2 separate regions of the Mus musculus genome follow, and region 2 is linked to region 1. Evidence: chromatin loops called from intact Hi-C (ENCODE). Cell type or tissue: gastrocnemius. All regions are shown on one strand. Each heading gives the region's core, and the rest is flanking DNA. Links, peaks and the distances in the headings are about the cores only.

The links. A loop is a pair of places that touch in the nucleus more often than their neighbours do. Peaks named below come from ENCODE experiments on the same cell type or tissue, not always from the same donor. Only the 100,000 strongest peaks of a DNase experiment are listed, where the experiment ranks them.
Region 2: it touches region 1 in a loop (8-fold over the local background); 7 of 42 quality-filtered maps call a loop at or near these places.

The regions. Positions count from the first base shown.
Region 1 is chr2:178,625,520-178,633,270 of GRCm38, forward strand. No RefSeq gene overlaps it. Among named protein-coding and RNA genes, the nearest start is that of Gm40031, 5.4 kb to the right of the region's middle. In gastrocnemius, for the core only: no CTCF peak of the experiment used is centred there; DNase peaks (open chromatin) are centred at 4,426 and 6,637.
Region 2 is chr2:179,878,142-179,885,892 of GRCm38, forward strand. Cdh4 (cadherin 4) reads left to right here. Exons shown (of 16, transcript NM_009867.3): 9 at 3,669-3,854; 10 at 7,713-7,751. Among named protein-coding and RNA genes, the nearest start is that of Gm36066, 78 kb to the left of the region's middle. In gastrocnemius, for the core only: no CTCF peak of the experiment used is centred there; no DNase peak of the experiment used is centred there.

The DNA.
Region 1 (7,751 bases), core at 1,661-6,660:
TCATCTTCCTACATGTCTTATTACTATTATTTATCTATCTATTACCTATCTATCATCTATTGTCTAACTATGAATCTATAATCTATCATCTATCTGTCATCTATCTATCATCTATTATCATATCGTCGATTAACTATCATGGGTTGTTTTGCCTCTGACCACTCTGAGCAATCCAGCTACAAACTCCAGCACCTTTAGGAGCCATTGCTTTTAAATTTTTGATTGTATGGTGAAGAGTGAAGCATTGAGGTTTGATTTTTTTGAGATGTATTGTAATGATAAGTACTGGCCCCCTAGGCCTGGTTGCTCCCAGGGTTGAGAGAGTCTGCCATACTCAAGTGATGCTATGTAAGATATCTATAGTCAGTAGTTGAGAAGAAGAGAGATAGGCAGGGTATTGGGTTCCAGGGCTTGGGGATCGGAGGAGAACCAAGAGGGAAAAGAGAAGGTGAAGGGAGGAGAAAGACACCATGGGTTAGGAGTCAAGAAAGCATGGCCCTGAGGGCTGGCCAATTGGAGTTAAGAGCAGCTCAGATGAAACATGGTAAGGGTTATCAAAAGGAAATTGATTTTAATAATATACAGGGGCAGATATCTGCCCAGCTCTAGTGCTGATTTGGGCTTCTTGTAAAGGGAACTGAATAATCAAAGGCTGGGTGGAAACCCTGGATTGAGATTAAATATTTTCTACAAAAGTGAAATTGCTGTATCAGATGATTTTTTTTTTCTATATTGAACTCTGTGTCAAATAATTCATTCTGACATTTAGTTTGCCTGTGCTGTGGAGAGGGAGAGTCCATTATTTTAAAGCTGAATTCACCTGTGTGGTTGGGAGAGGCTGTCATTTGTTTCATTAAAAAACCAAAAAAACAACAACAACAAAAAAAAAAAACCAAAAAAAAAAAAAAACCAAAAAAAAAAAAAAAAAAAAAACCACAAAGCTCCATGTTTGTAGACCTTGTTCTCATGTGGAGACAGAAAAGAGGAAATGTTTGGGATGTCATAGAACAAGGAAGGCCTGGAAAGAGAACAGAACAGAACTACGTCAAGGCTCCTGCCATGACAGAGGTAGCTGGGAGTGGGAGGGGAGACATCTGCCAAGCATGAAGGGCTTGTCTTGTGAAGCCGGAGAGAGCATCGCACAGCGCTTTCATGCCAACGCTGAGTGAGCACATTTGGGGAATGTTCAAGTGTAGTCTGAGGTTGGATCCACATGATGAGGAGATGGGAGGGATGGAAGGAGCCAGGCAGACTATGCAACACAGAACTCCCTGAGGGCTTTGGATTTCAGTTGAGGGTTAATGGGAAGGTGGTAGGTTCCGTTGGTGAACAAGAGAAGTGGTTAGTTGAAGTGAGGCTGGACCGGTCTAAATGGCAAGCTTCCTGCTGTTTCATCTCTCTTAGCATCTCGTTGGGAATAACCTCTTAGTGTCTACACCATGAGGGCTTCGGAGACCGGTCACCCTGGGCTTCCTATGGCTTGTCATCCTGCCAAGGTGATTGTGCATAATGCCTGGAGTAGCACCAGCCTCTCGATCTCATCAGCCTGAAAGATGCTTCTTCTGGAAGCTTGGGTCTGGATGCTCCTTCCACACTAACGCCAAGGACATCATTCTGTAAGACGAAGCCAGTGTCCACTCTCCACGGAGAGCATGAGAAAGGAGAAAGAAGTGAGAAGGGTCTCCAAGCCAAACCCCTGGGTGGCAACCAGCGAGCGACTCATTGTTGCAACAGGAAAGATATCTGGGTTATGACAGCAGAAGAGAAAATGGCTCTAAGTACTTATCACACTCGGTAAGACTTTGTAAACACAGAAACCAGATGTTCTAGCTGAAAGCATCTAACCCTGAAAAGAGAACGAACACAAATGTTTTAACAAATGAATTGTTGCCAAATCTGCTACAAGATGCCGATGACCAGATATTTAACATTTGTCCTTATTCAGAGTCACGAGAAATAAGCAGACACAAACTGAGTTGGGTAACACCACAGAGCATGCTTTCTGTGACCTTCATTCTCCCCTGGGGAGGTGGGGAGGCGGGAGGCTGTCACCCATCCCCTGTGATGGCACAGGCAACAGTAACTCACCTGTTTCCTGGAGTTGTTAAATCAGGGAAGACAAATGGCCACAGGAGCAGGATCCCTTCCTCCTACATGTCAAATCCCTCACACGTTATATTTAAAAAATACAACTTGAAATCCTAGCCAGCCATGTCCCCTGCAGGAGACCAGAGAGCCTTGAAGACAGAAGAGAGGCAGGTAATCCTTGCAGCTGACTGAGGGATGCAGAGAGCAAAGAATGACAGATACCCAAGAGGACAGAACAGACCTGGGAGGTAAGGGTGGGGCTTCCGAGAACTGAGCTGAGGGAGCTAAAATTACATGCAGTAGCTCTGTCTTATTTTTCCATGTGTCATACAGCAATGGCTTAGCCTGAGGCCAAAGCAGTTACTGCAAGCTCTGGGGTGACAAGACTGAATGCTGTGACCTCAGGAAGGCAAGGTGGGGGAGGGTAGGCTTCACACCCAGAAAACAAGATCTGTCAACCCAGGGGCAGTGGGTCTCATTCCCTGGAAGAAAAGCAATGGGTTCAGTGCTTGGAGCTTAGAGCGGTGGGGCAGCAGACACTTGAGGAGAATCAACAGTAGACACGTGCGATACCAGTGCAACAGATGGAAGGAGCCAGACGCTCTCGGAGCAGGGCTAGCCGGTTCAGTGAGCAGACTAAAAAGAGCAAAGAGAGATAAGTACACCCCAAACCAGGTAGGCACAGAAGCCAGGAAGTTAGAAATGGGAACATCAAAATCCCAAGCTGATCTGTGGGCAGAGGGCAGAGGAGACACAGCTAAAGCTTTCAGGACACTTCAGGAATCCCACAGGGATGTGTAGATACAAGGAGAGCCGAACCATGCGGACAGTAACCCCTTAAGATCCACACCTCCTTAAAGAATCCCGGAAGGAGAGAAGGGACCAGAGAACAAGGAAAATTAAGACCCAGTAATGGTTCTGAGAGGAGGAAAGACCCACCCTAGACACGTAGGGGGGAAATTCCAGAAGAACAGAAAAGGATCAGATTATTCAAAACCCCCAGAAAGAAAAATGATATTTTTGGCTTAGAGGCAGAATTCTAGCAGTGTTCGGCTTCCCCGTGCCAGCAATAGATACCGGGAGACAGTGGAGACATGGCTTCACAGTTCCAGGGAAGCTGTTTGCATAACTAATCTTGCACTCAGCCAAAATAACACCGATTCATCAACACTTAAGGATTAGGAAATCTGTCTTGCGGAGACCTGGGAGGATAATGGGATGGTCACTGGAATGTCACAGATTGCAGCACATTCTGTCAAATGTGACATCAAATATCAAATATTCTATCAAATATGCCACGAGCTCAGGATTACATGAGCACTCATCGTACAAAAGCGGTGCAAGCCACGTCAGACTGTCCAGGCTGCATTTGCAGCCTCAGCTTCTAAGTGGCAATGCCCCTGCTCCCTCCTCTGCCTGGCGCCCTCCTAGCTGTGAGGTTTTCACAAGCCTCACTGCCTCAGAGGCCTCTATCAATTTAACCAGGCTCCATTAATAAGCACAAAGATGGTTTACATGTTTCCCTACTAAACAGTTATAGCAGTGAGTGTCCCTTAGTCTTTTGTGTTGCATATGAGTAATATTTATACAGGGGGAGGCCCTAACATGGGAATAATTACAGATAAAAGAGAACAGAAAATTAGAAACTTCACAGATGTAGCAAACCCACTCCAGTGTAATCACGGCCACTTATTTACTCTTCAGATAACAGAACTCTGCACTCAGCTCTTCCCGAAGTGCGGTGTGTATGTGTGTGTGTGTGTGTGTGTGTGTGTGTGCATGTGTGCGTGTACATGTGTGGTGTGTATGTGTGTGCTTATGTAGTGTATGGGGTGTGCAGAAGGTGTGTCCTTGATGTGTGTGTGGTGGTTTTGTATGTATAAAGTTGGTACATGAGTGGTAGACATATGTGGTTTCTTTGTGTGTGGTATGGTATGGGCTTGGTGTGTGGTGTGTGCATGTGGTGTGTGTATGTGTGCACATGTGTGTGATATCATTGTGCATGTGCGTATCTGCATGTGTGAATCATGGGGTATGTGGGATGGCGTGTATAGTGAATTTGTGTGCATTTATATGAATATGTGCGAAGTGTGTTTGTGTATAGGTCTGTGCTGTGTATGTGTTATGCATACATGTAGATATGTGGATGTTTGTTGGTGTGTACACTGACATGTAAACGTGTATATTTGTGATATGTGTATGTGGTGGATGTGGTGTCCTTTCGTGCACATGTGTGTGATGTGTCAGTGTGTGTGTGTTCTGAGTGCAAGTGTGTGGAAGGCGTGCACACCGGAGCCACTGTTGGCAGAGTCCTGTCTGCGCTGCCACTCTCCACCTACAGATGGCGCTGTTGCCTTGCTCTCCATTACTCAGGCCCAGGGATGGCCGTAATTACAAAACAAAAAGAGATTACACTGCATACAGGTGGGCTGCCTGCTTTTGTTGTTTGGGCCTAGCAGGCCAGGATCTATTCTTCACAACTTCCAGGCTGTAAAACTCAGATAACTTTGAGATGTGCTATTCTTCAGAAAGAAAAAAGAGAAGATTATATTTGACCATCGTTTTTGAAATCTTCAGAAATAAGCCCTTTGAAAATAAGTCTTTGAGAACTTCCGAGGGTGTGCATCCAGCCAGAGCGGTTCAAGGGAGACCAGCCAGTTAGGCTTCAGTTTTCAAGTTCTTCATTCTTGTCCTCTTCTAAACAAAAACACATGCAAATGCCCTGTTCCCTCATCAGAGAGCGAGTGTGTGTGTGTGTGGGGGGGGGGGGGGGGTGTCTCACAGCTTTGTAGAGCCCAGGGCTGTTGGTGGTTGCTTCTTGCAGGTAGACACTGTGGGCAGGAAGGAGTGGGCATGGCTGACCATCAGGCCTTCTGGATTGTGTCCATGGAAATGATTCAGATGTGCCCGGCGCTGGGATTTGGGTCCAGCCTGGGACCTTTCTCTCTTCTGCAGGAAGGAACTTTCAGTTATGCTCAGGATCCACAGCCCAGCCCGGCTGAGCTCGGGTCCATCTGTCAGGGATGTATGTATACTGCAAACCCTGCCTGTTGCAGCTGGCCTGTCTCTGCACAGCTTTGTACTCGTGGCAGCCTATTGGGAGTGGACAGCACCACGTGGTCCTCTCAGAATGAAAGATGCGGAGATACAGTGACCTTGAATCCCAGTCAAGATCGTGAATAATTGAGAACAGAACTCAGCTGCAGAACACACTCTGAGCTACTCAGTTTTCAGTGCTCTGAACACGTGATCATGACCTTTCCCGTCTACCTGGCTCCGGTTCCCAGCTCCAGGCCCTCGAGGCTGCTGTTGTGCGCTGTGGTAGAGCAATGCTTGTCCACATTAGTGAAAGTTGAGTTTTCCTGTGTGAGTCTCGGTTCCATCGGAATGGGGCTGCTAAGCAGCGTTCACACAGACAAGCAGAGTGAGCTCTGAGAACCGTAAAAACACATAGATGGCTTCATGCGTCCCCAAAGGAAACTACAGAAAGTTAGATGGACTTTGGAGGGTGCAGGGCTGTGTTGGCAGAGCTGATGTGGCTAACAGGTGCTGAGCAGGGCAGCCATGTGAGATGGGAGGCCTGAAGCAGGCTCCTCCAGCACCAACGGAGTTAACAAAGGCTGGGTCTCCTGTACGTTCATCCGTCCATCCGTCCATCCGGCAGAGCTGACATGGGGATCCAGGGTTGCTTTAAATGCTTGCCCTGCTGGAGAACCCTGGGCAGAAGTCATGGAAGGAGTCCTGGGTACTGTTCCAGAAAGTCAGAGGCCAAGAGCAAAATGGAGATCTGAGCCAGGAGGTCATGACCAAGGACCACAGTGCCCATCCAGGTTTAATTACAGCCAGAGTCCCGAGGCAGCAAGAGTCCAGCAGAGCAGAGAGCAAAGGGCACCTGGATAATGGAGCTCCCAAGTCGAGCTACAAGATGCTGAGGGTGGGACAAAGCTGCCAGTTTGCTTGCTGCTCCAGTACTCCTCTCTCTGGAGAGCAGCTGTGATAGGCCCCTTGCCCTGTGTCCACACTGATAGTCTTAGCTGTTCCAGCTGTTGAACGGCAGATGCTTGGAGTCCCACTTGGAGGAGGAGTCCAGAGTTAGGTCAAAATCTTTGGCACCCAGGGTTGAGCTTGATTAGTAATGCCTGCCAGGGGTACAGACATAACAAATAGGCACGCATGTTTGAGCTCTCTGGCTCTGAAGGCAGGGATTGATTATTAATGCCTTCCAGGAACACAGGTATAGTGAGTAAAGGCCTGTGGATTTGTATCTGTCTCTGGCTACCTGCAGTGAGTGGCACAAGCTGTGCCATCTGGGAGTCCGAGTTTTGGAAATAACTTTCACTTTGTAAAGTGTTGCCCCCATTTGGACTGTCTTCCAAAATTCTGTCCTGCAGGATTCAGGTCCTAGCAGCTTGAGCTGACTCGGCTACACAGCGTGCACATTTCTGCTCACTCTTCAAGTCATTGTCATGTCCTGCGTCCCCTCTGTCTCCCCCATGGTTTACAGGGATCCTTGAGAGTAGAAACGCCTTTAGAAGCTGCGTGTTCTCAGGGCCTGGCACATCGCCAATCCAAGTGGATGCTCGTTTCGCTCCTGTCCTTCCTCCCTATCTCCCTTTAAAATCAGCGCCGGACTGCACAATCCAATGCAACGCTCCTTTAACTGTACAAATGGATGCTTTCATCTGGCTCAATTTTCATAAAAGAGTACAGGGAAAGAAATTAAAATACAAAAATTCGGGCTGGAGAGACATCTCAGTGGTCGAGCCTGCTCTCCTGCCAGGAGTTGAGTTTCCAGCCTGCGCAGTGGGTGGCACACAGCTGCTTGTAACTCCAGCCCCAGGAGGATCTGACACCTCCTCTGGCCTCTGCAGGCACTTACATACACAGGCAAGTACACATTATTATAACTAAAAAATAACAATAAATTTTTAAGTACAAATATAATGAGGTTTAGTTAGGAACAGAAAGCCTCTGTCAGCTGAGTTTTTCATCCACACAGAGCTGTGGGGATTGGGGAGGTGCTGGGCTTTCTTGAGAGTCTGCACATGGTGGTTGGTGCAATGTCCTCACTGCCTCAAGGGTTCCAGTGTTAAGGGATACTGAAGCTTTGTGGTGCTGGGGAGCAGGGAGGCATGACTTGGTTTGAGAGCTGGGTAAAGCCACAGTGGGGCAGAGACACTTACTTGGATGTAGGCATTCAAGCAGCAGTTGGTTCAGGGGCAGTGCGGAGATGGCAGCCATCTTAGCTGGCATTTCCCTGAGTCTGCTGTTTCACCCCAGGTGCTTGCTGTGGATCAGTCAGCTGATCCTGACCTGACTTCTCTGTCAGGCCTGTGTCATTGTTACCGCTTTGCAGACGCCTGCTGGAGGCCAGCGTACAAATGGAGCTGCTCCACACCGGAAGTGAGCGGGCTCAAAGGGATGCCCCATGTGGAGTGACTTTGGCAAGTGACCTTGGCAAGTTCCCAGTGGTCTTCATTCTCTTGGCCAATAAATGCCAACCAGATTTCCTCTGCTGGGGCCCGGTGAGCATGTGTGCATTGGGCACAGATGAGGTATATCTCTGGGAGCTTGGGGGTCCACAGGACTGAAGGAGATACACACTTCTTGGATCCTACACCAGCATCTGCCCCGCCCTCACACTGTGCATTGCTGTAGTATTT
Region 2 (7,751 bases), core at 1,567-6,566, 1.3 Mb after region 1:
GCTTAACCTGCAGACACCAGGCAATTCTAGCCCAGACCTTTAGCAGTAAGAGGTGAGAGCTGTCATCAAAGCTTTCCACACTGTCCCTCCACTGGGAAAAAAGGGCAGAGTCATTCAGGCCCAGCCTATGCAATAAGACTATAGTGACGTTTGATATTTGTCTATACAAGATGATCTGTCCCCTCGTAGGAGTGAGTGACACCCAGTTAAGTGATTGAAATAGGGTTAGGTCATGGTGTTCCCATAGGTCACCTCCAAGCTGGACAAGGGACAGCACATAGCAGAACAGTAACTGAAGAGCACTTGAGCAGGCTGTGCACACACATGGTATTGGTTCTCTGTGGCTATGACAATGATGTCATTGGTACACAAGGAGGAAACCCCCGTTTTGGCTCATGTTTTCAGAGGGTCCCATCCATGGTCACGGTGAACCTGTGTGTGTTCAGGCTGCAAAGCATGGTGGGGAGTATGAAGAAGAAACTGCTCACTTAGTCACCGGAAGGGGTCAGGGTCTCCACAGCCCTCTCAGGGGCACAACCTACCCACTGACCTGACTCCCTCCCACTAACCCATACCTACCCTAGATTCTACTACGCCCCTAATACTGCACAGGCCAAAGACCAGGTCCTCAATACCTGGGACTTTGGAAAACTCTTATCCAAACCACAGGTAGCAATCACAGGCAGATGGCTCACTCACCAGGGTGGAAATTATTTCCCCGGAGGCAAAAGTCCACCGAACTTTAGAACCAAGGATCTGTACCTGTTACCTCCGAGATTTTGAGGTTCTTCTAGAAACATCTATCCCAATAACCAAGAGTATAGCATATGCTGTCCTCTGGAGTGACCTACCTGCCTGAGAAGGCTACTCAACTGTGGGGTTAGAACTGGGCTAACCTTCTATGAGTCTAGCCAGATGAGGCACTGTGGCACCTACCAGCCACTCATCCTAGCAGCAAGTACCATGGCCAACCTCTAAAAGCCCTGAATTCTCAGCTTTTCAACTAAGTGTGGAAACCCAGGAGGAGAGAGAGATTTTGATCCAGCACAAGTTCCTAGGACTTAAAATTTAGCATCTTAAAATTGGAATAGACTCTGTAACCTTAATTACACTCAGGCACACAGCCATAAGTCACTAATTGGGGGCTAGTTCTTCATGCTCTGAGGTGGTGGGCACAGGATTAAGCCCAGAGCTTGCATCCCTGACCACCCAGCATCACCTCCACTTCCTCAACCCTCCCTCAGGGTCCACCCTCAGACAATGGAGGCCTCCAGTGCCTCTGAAGGACCCCACAGACAGGCCAGAATACAGTGAACCAGACCCAGGCCCCACCCAGCAGAAGACCTGGTAAGAAGGCAGAGATGCAGGTAGCTTACAGGAAAAGGGTACCAAGGACCCACAGCAGCAAGTCACCCCTCAGCCTGGAACCAAGACTTCAAGGTCTGTGTCCAAAGAAGTACTTTACTCTCTTTTGGGTCCCTGGGCCCCCACCTGGCCAAGCAGAGTATGAAGGTGAAGGCACTGGGTTGGAAGAAGGAAGCAAACCAGGGTACCCTGTGTCATCCTGGCTACCCACTAACCAGGGAGCATCTCAGAGCCCACCATAATGCCAGTTCCCATGTGTTCTTACCTCATGGAGCCTGCGAGGCCTGCATGCCCACCTAGATGTCTGCAACTTGACAGCCTAAGACTCACAGATATATCAATACTTACATCTGTAACTATTGCTACACATATTTGTAACAAAGATGTTACAATAATGAAACAGTGTATCAGTGGTGGAAGGAACCAGCCTCCAAGCCAATTCAGAATCTAGAACCTAGGCTTCTGATTTCTGAACAGAGCCCGGCAGAATTTGTTTCACTGTCATGGCTAGAGAAGCCAGCTTTTGGAAAGCATGTGAGGGGGTCTGAACATTCCTAAAGATCCAGAAAAACCTCTCAGACTAAACAGACGCTGGAAATCTGGTCTATAAGAGAACACCTCTCCTAGGACATGGAAAGTCCTGGATTTAGAGATCTGGGTGTATTTATAAGGGAGTTCCCAGTGGAGTCTGACTGAGAAAAAAGCCACCTTGAATGTGGGCCGCATCATCGATGCTGGGCTGGAGACAGCAAGCTGCACTGGCAGCCATCTTACCCTCTGCTTCCTGACTGCGGATGCAGGGGGACCAGCAGCCTCCATGACTTACTGGCCACGATGGCCTGAACCTTCAAACTGGGATCCAAAATAACTCTTCCTTCCTTATGATGCTTTTGTTAGGGATTTAGCCATAGCAGTAGGGAAAATAACTAATACACCCTCAATGTGTGTGCCACTGGGGAATATGCACAAGGATGCCACATAGGCTGGGTTTGGACAAACCCCAGCATCATGCTGACACCTCTTGAGACAAGGTTACAGCTGAGATGCTGGGTTGGGCTAAGAGCCTCAACACATAAATTTGGGTGACATGGTTCTGTCTGCAAGCATCTGTGATCTCCCTCCAAAGACAGCTAGCTCCCCATATCATGGGGTGCAGGCCCTCAGACACTATGGCAACCCTATTGCTGACATGGAATGTCGGTGTCAGGAGAAGAGATTCTCACTATGGAGGTCACCAGCAATGATAGCCTCACCCAGCCACACAGAGGAACCCAGGAGCCCAGTAAGGAAGCCAGACACTGGACGTATGTGGTCACCACTCAGGTCTGCTGTTCTTTCTGCAACTGCCCTATGCCCCTCTGTGTTAAATGGCGGAAGGCTTGAAAGTAGGGTTTCATCTCCTAGCATTCTCTGGAAACCAGCTGTGCCCCACTTACTTCCCTCCTAGTGCTTCCTGGGGGCGGGGGGGGACCTTCTGCAGCCTCAGGCCTCTTAGCTCCAAAGTAGCTAGGCCAAACATGGCTCAAAAATCAAAGGAAGGCTCTGCTTTGCAGGAATGTTCCAGAACAGCACTGGGGGCACCATGGGGATATCTTTTAGGATACACACAATGGGTTCTCATCTGATCCTGAATTGACATGACAATTATTTATCTTGCTCTAAGGTGAATTTCAGGACAGCAGAGCAGGTAAGATCAGAGCACCTAAGCACAGAACCTAGAAGCCAACCCCAGTAACGGACCACAGTTGGCAGGGGGCACTTGGATTCCTAAGGCAGACACCCCCTCCCCCACTCCAAGTGAGCCCATGTGGCCTTTGTGGGTGCACACAGCAACTTCACTGTGCCTTAACATCAGAGAGGTTAACACCTCTTTGCATGGTCATTGGCCACAGTGGCTGACCCCAAGCCACCTGGGGCAGTAACTAGATGGTGGAAGGAGCCAGGGCACACTTCTCTCAGAAGCCTCTTGTAGCTGCTACCCCTAGACTCCTGTTCCTCCCACTCTCCATCACATATCCCTCCTAGCTACTTGCCATTGATCCTCCGTGCACATGAGAAAAGTGTGAGGGTAGGACAAGAGCTTGCTGCACGGATGAGATTGTCCTGCATAGATGTGTGCAGATGGGATCAGATGCTTGAGAACCCAAGACTATCCCCCAGCTGTCTCCACGGTGAACAGCGGTTGTCCCCATCCACCTAGGGCGTCCATCTCGAGCAGAGACCCTGATGCTTGCTAGTGTTGGCACAGAGTCTGGCTCCCAGGCTCCATATGAGGTCCTAATACTCTTTCTTACACTCCGCAGTTTGCAGGAGAGGTTCCTGAGAACCGTATAGAGACAGTAGTAGCCAACCTCACGGTGATGGACCGAGACCAGCCCCACTCACCCAACTGGAACGCCGTCTACCGAATCATAAGTGGGGACCCCTCTGGGCACTTCAGTGTCCGCACAGACCCCGTGACCAATGAGGGCATGGTCACCGTGGTGAAGGTAGGTGACTGCTGCCTGCATATCCCCTGGTCCAGGAACATGAATGTCTGCCAGCTACCTATGGCCAAGGACCAAACCCTTTAGAGACAATCTCCACAGTGTCTTTCCTAACTCAGGCTGGCCTCAAATTTGTCCTGCTGAGGGTGGCCTCAAACTCCTGATCCTCCTGACTTCACTTCTCACCAACCATTTTCCACCAGGAAAGGGAAGATTCTGGCCTTCATATCCATGCTGGCATTTTCCTGTGAACAAGACCCCCCTTCTTATGAGACTACACACACACCTTGATGTACGGTGCAGGAGGAAATGTTATGACCCTCCTCTCCGGTTTGATGCTAGGGCCTACCTCTCTAAGGTGCACTCAGGCCTCACTGTTGAGCCAAGGGTCATTGATGAGGGCACCTTAGTGAGTATGTCCAGCACCCTAACTGAAACTGTCACAGCAAATTTTCTGTTGGCTTCCACATTATAGGTGTATTTTATCTTTCCTGCCTGTGAATTTTATTGGCCATAGTCTGTCTGGAAGGACTGATGACAAGATTTTTTAGTGTATCATATATAATGTGATTCTGTGGGCCAATAAACACAGAGAGACCCTGCCCTCCACAGTTTTAGGAAGCAGCCTATTAAAGCAAACTGGCCTGGCCTCTGCCTGAGGCTTCCAGGAGGGGCTACAGGCATTGGCAGCCATTGGTTCTGCAAGAGGAAGACCTTGCCACAGTATGGTACAAATTCTGGGAGCTTGGTGGCACCTGGAGGTTAAATACAGAGAAGCCAAGATGAGGCTTGGGAGAGGTTCACTATTTCTGGTCTAGAAGCCTCCATGAGACCTTTCAAGGGAAGGGTGCAGGTTACTCTGCCCTGGGTGCCTTGAGAGACTTGCAGCCACTTCAAGTGGTTCTGGGTCCAGCCAGGTGACCCTGTGGGCACAGGCCCCGCCTATAAAAATGCATCTGTACAGTGTCCAGCAGCACAGTACAAACTGGGCAGAGGTAGAGCAAGGGAGAGACCAGTTCATTCCCCGCTTGTACAGCTAAACTCACGAGCCATGCCTGGACCTACGGAGGCAGAGGCACAGGACCAGCCATGCTCCATGTCCAGTGACAGCTGGACATCATCATGTGCCACAGAAAGGTGAGACCATACTCAGAGCTTAGGAAATTGTATATCCATGTATCCTTCAGACAAGCATAAAGACCAGGCTTGGGAAGAGGGAGGTCTCGCCAAGGTCACCATCAAGGAGCCAGCAGCAACTCTGGCCCCAGGTCTAGAGCCTTCTAGATTCAGTGCCTCTGTTTCCTTCCCAGGCCCAATGGCAGTATTGATTACCTAGTTTATAATTCCTTTATGCATAGATAATACTTCACGTAGTGGCAGCACTGGGCACCAAGGACAGGTGATTACAAAATCCAGAAGTAGGCTATGTTCTGATCTACTTAGTCAGGGATCAGACCCAGCACAAGGCTTAGCATCTGAAGGTGAAACACAGACAGGAGTGGGAAGCTGACTCCACCAGGAAAGCTCTTCTCCCAAATGGAGTTCGTGAAGACCCAGGCAGGCCTACAGTAAGGAGCAGGGAGCCATGTGACCTGTGATGGGAATTCCCCAGTAATGGTCAGGCTTCACATGCCATCTGCCTCTGCCCTGCTGCAGAAGCCGAGGCAGTTGGCTGTGGATGCTCCCACACTGGGATGCATCTGATGGCATCTGAGCAAGCATCCTAGGCCTGTTCTCTCAAGCTTCCTTTGAGGAAACCAGCCAGGAAGGTCATTCGGGGAGAGGCTGGTGGCTGGAGAGCTGTGGTATGTGGCTGCCTTGCTTATGGTCGTCAAGGTGTGACAGCCTGACCCTCCCACAGAATAACAGCAAGCTGCACACTGAGTTCTGTATCATCGTCTGTTGATGGTAACTCAGGGTCACAGTTTATTCTCACGAAGTCCACTCTCAGCATCCCCTCGGCTAGCACTTGCCTACGTTCCAACCAGGTGCTTTTCTCAGCATTGGGGGCCTGGAAACACCGACAGTACCATCTCCCCCAGGGCCCCCGCACTTGCCTTTAGAACCTGTAACCAGAAGGCAGCAGGGTCTTTGCAGATGTAACAGTGTTGAAGGCCTTAAGGTTTGAGGTGAGTCTAGACCATCTGCATCAGCCCAGTGCAGCCTCAGGAGCCTTTAAGAAAGGGAGCAAAAAGGTCAGGGGATGTCTTAGTCAGGGGTTCTGTTGTTGTGATTAAAAGTGGGGCTGAAGCCGGGCATGGTGGCGCACACCTTTAATCCCAGCACTTGGGAGGCAGAGGCAGGTGAATTTCTGAGTTCGAGGCCAACCTGGTCTACAGAGTGAGTTTCAGGACAGCCAGGGCTACACAGAGAAACCCTGTCTCAAAACAAAAAACAAACAAAAAAACAGAAACAAAAACAAAAAAAAAAATGGGACTGAAGAGAAGGCTCTGTGGTTAAAAGCACTGGCTGCTCTTCCAGAGGTCCTGAGTTCAATTCCCAGCAACATGGGGGCTCACAACCATCTGTAATGGGATCTGATGCCCTCTTCTGGCATGCAGGTGTACATGCAGATAGAGCACTCATACATAAAATAAATAATCTAAAACAAACAAGTTTCACCTTACATGTCCCAAGCATAATCTATCATGGAGGGAAGTCAGGATAAGAACCTGGAGACAGGAGCCAATGCAGAGGCCATGGAGGAACGCTCCCTACTGGCAGCTCCGCCCCCTCCGGTCCCCCACACCCACCCCCTTGCTTGTTCAGCTGCTTTATTTATAGCACCTCTCCCGGGTGGCCCCGCCCACAGCGAACTGGGCATTCACCAATGAGGAAAGAGCACCACAGCCCAACCTGGTGGCAGCATTACTTCAATTGAGGTACCCTTTCCTAAAGGGACTCTAGCTTGTATCTACCTAAAACTAACACGCAGAGCAAGGTGTGAAGACAGAGGCAGAAACAGCTGGAGGCAGGAATCCACAGCTGGCTCTGAAGAGGGACAAGACCCCACACACCCCTCTCCAGAGTGGACATGTATGAGACAGGAGTCACTGAAGAAACTGGCCCTGCTGTCGGACTCTAGCCCAGGGATAGACATTTTACGTCTGCCCCCCAGGACTGCATTTCTATTACTTTAAGTCTCCCTCTGGAGACACAAAATCAGTAACAAGTTCAAGCAAACGTTGAACAAGTAAACGCTTGTTTACTCCTGTCTCTTTCTCCTGACTGCTGGGATTGCAGGCGTGTACCACTGTGTTCAGCAAAAACTAACTTTTATTTTGTTTAGTTGGGGGTCAGGGGAGATGGTGTTGCTCACAGGAGGAGGCAGTTAGGGGGCAGCTTGCAGGGGCCAGTGGTCTCCTCCAACCTTGTGGATTCTGAGGATCAAACATCAGGCATGGTGGCAGATGCTGTTGCTCACGGACCCATCATGTCCCCCTAAAACCAAAATCAACCTTTGGCCGCCATTACTCTCAGCCCTCACATGCATTTCCTGAGCTTCTTGTGGCCGTAGCGACTCTCAGGATCTTCAGCTCCCTTGTGCCTGCCCACACAGTAATTAAGGAATTCTTGAGACAACATACCTGTGATTCCAACACCCAGGAAAAAGATCGATGCCCCAAGAAACCCGGCTTCTGCCTCATCCGGGTGTGGGGCTAACTAGCTAGAGACACTTTATTCCAACCTCCCTCTCCTCTCATTGGCCAGAACCCAGAAGAAGCCAGAGACTGCGGTAAAGGGACAGTGGAAACCAGGCCCCCATAGAAAGCAAGGCAGGGAGAGTCTAAGAGACTGGGCAGTAGGAACGGCCAGCCCCACCTCTGTAGGAAGCCCCAGTTAACCTGTCCCTTCTTCCAGGCAGTGGACTATGAGCTGAACCGTGCCTTCATGCTGACC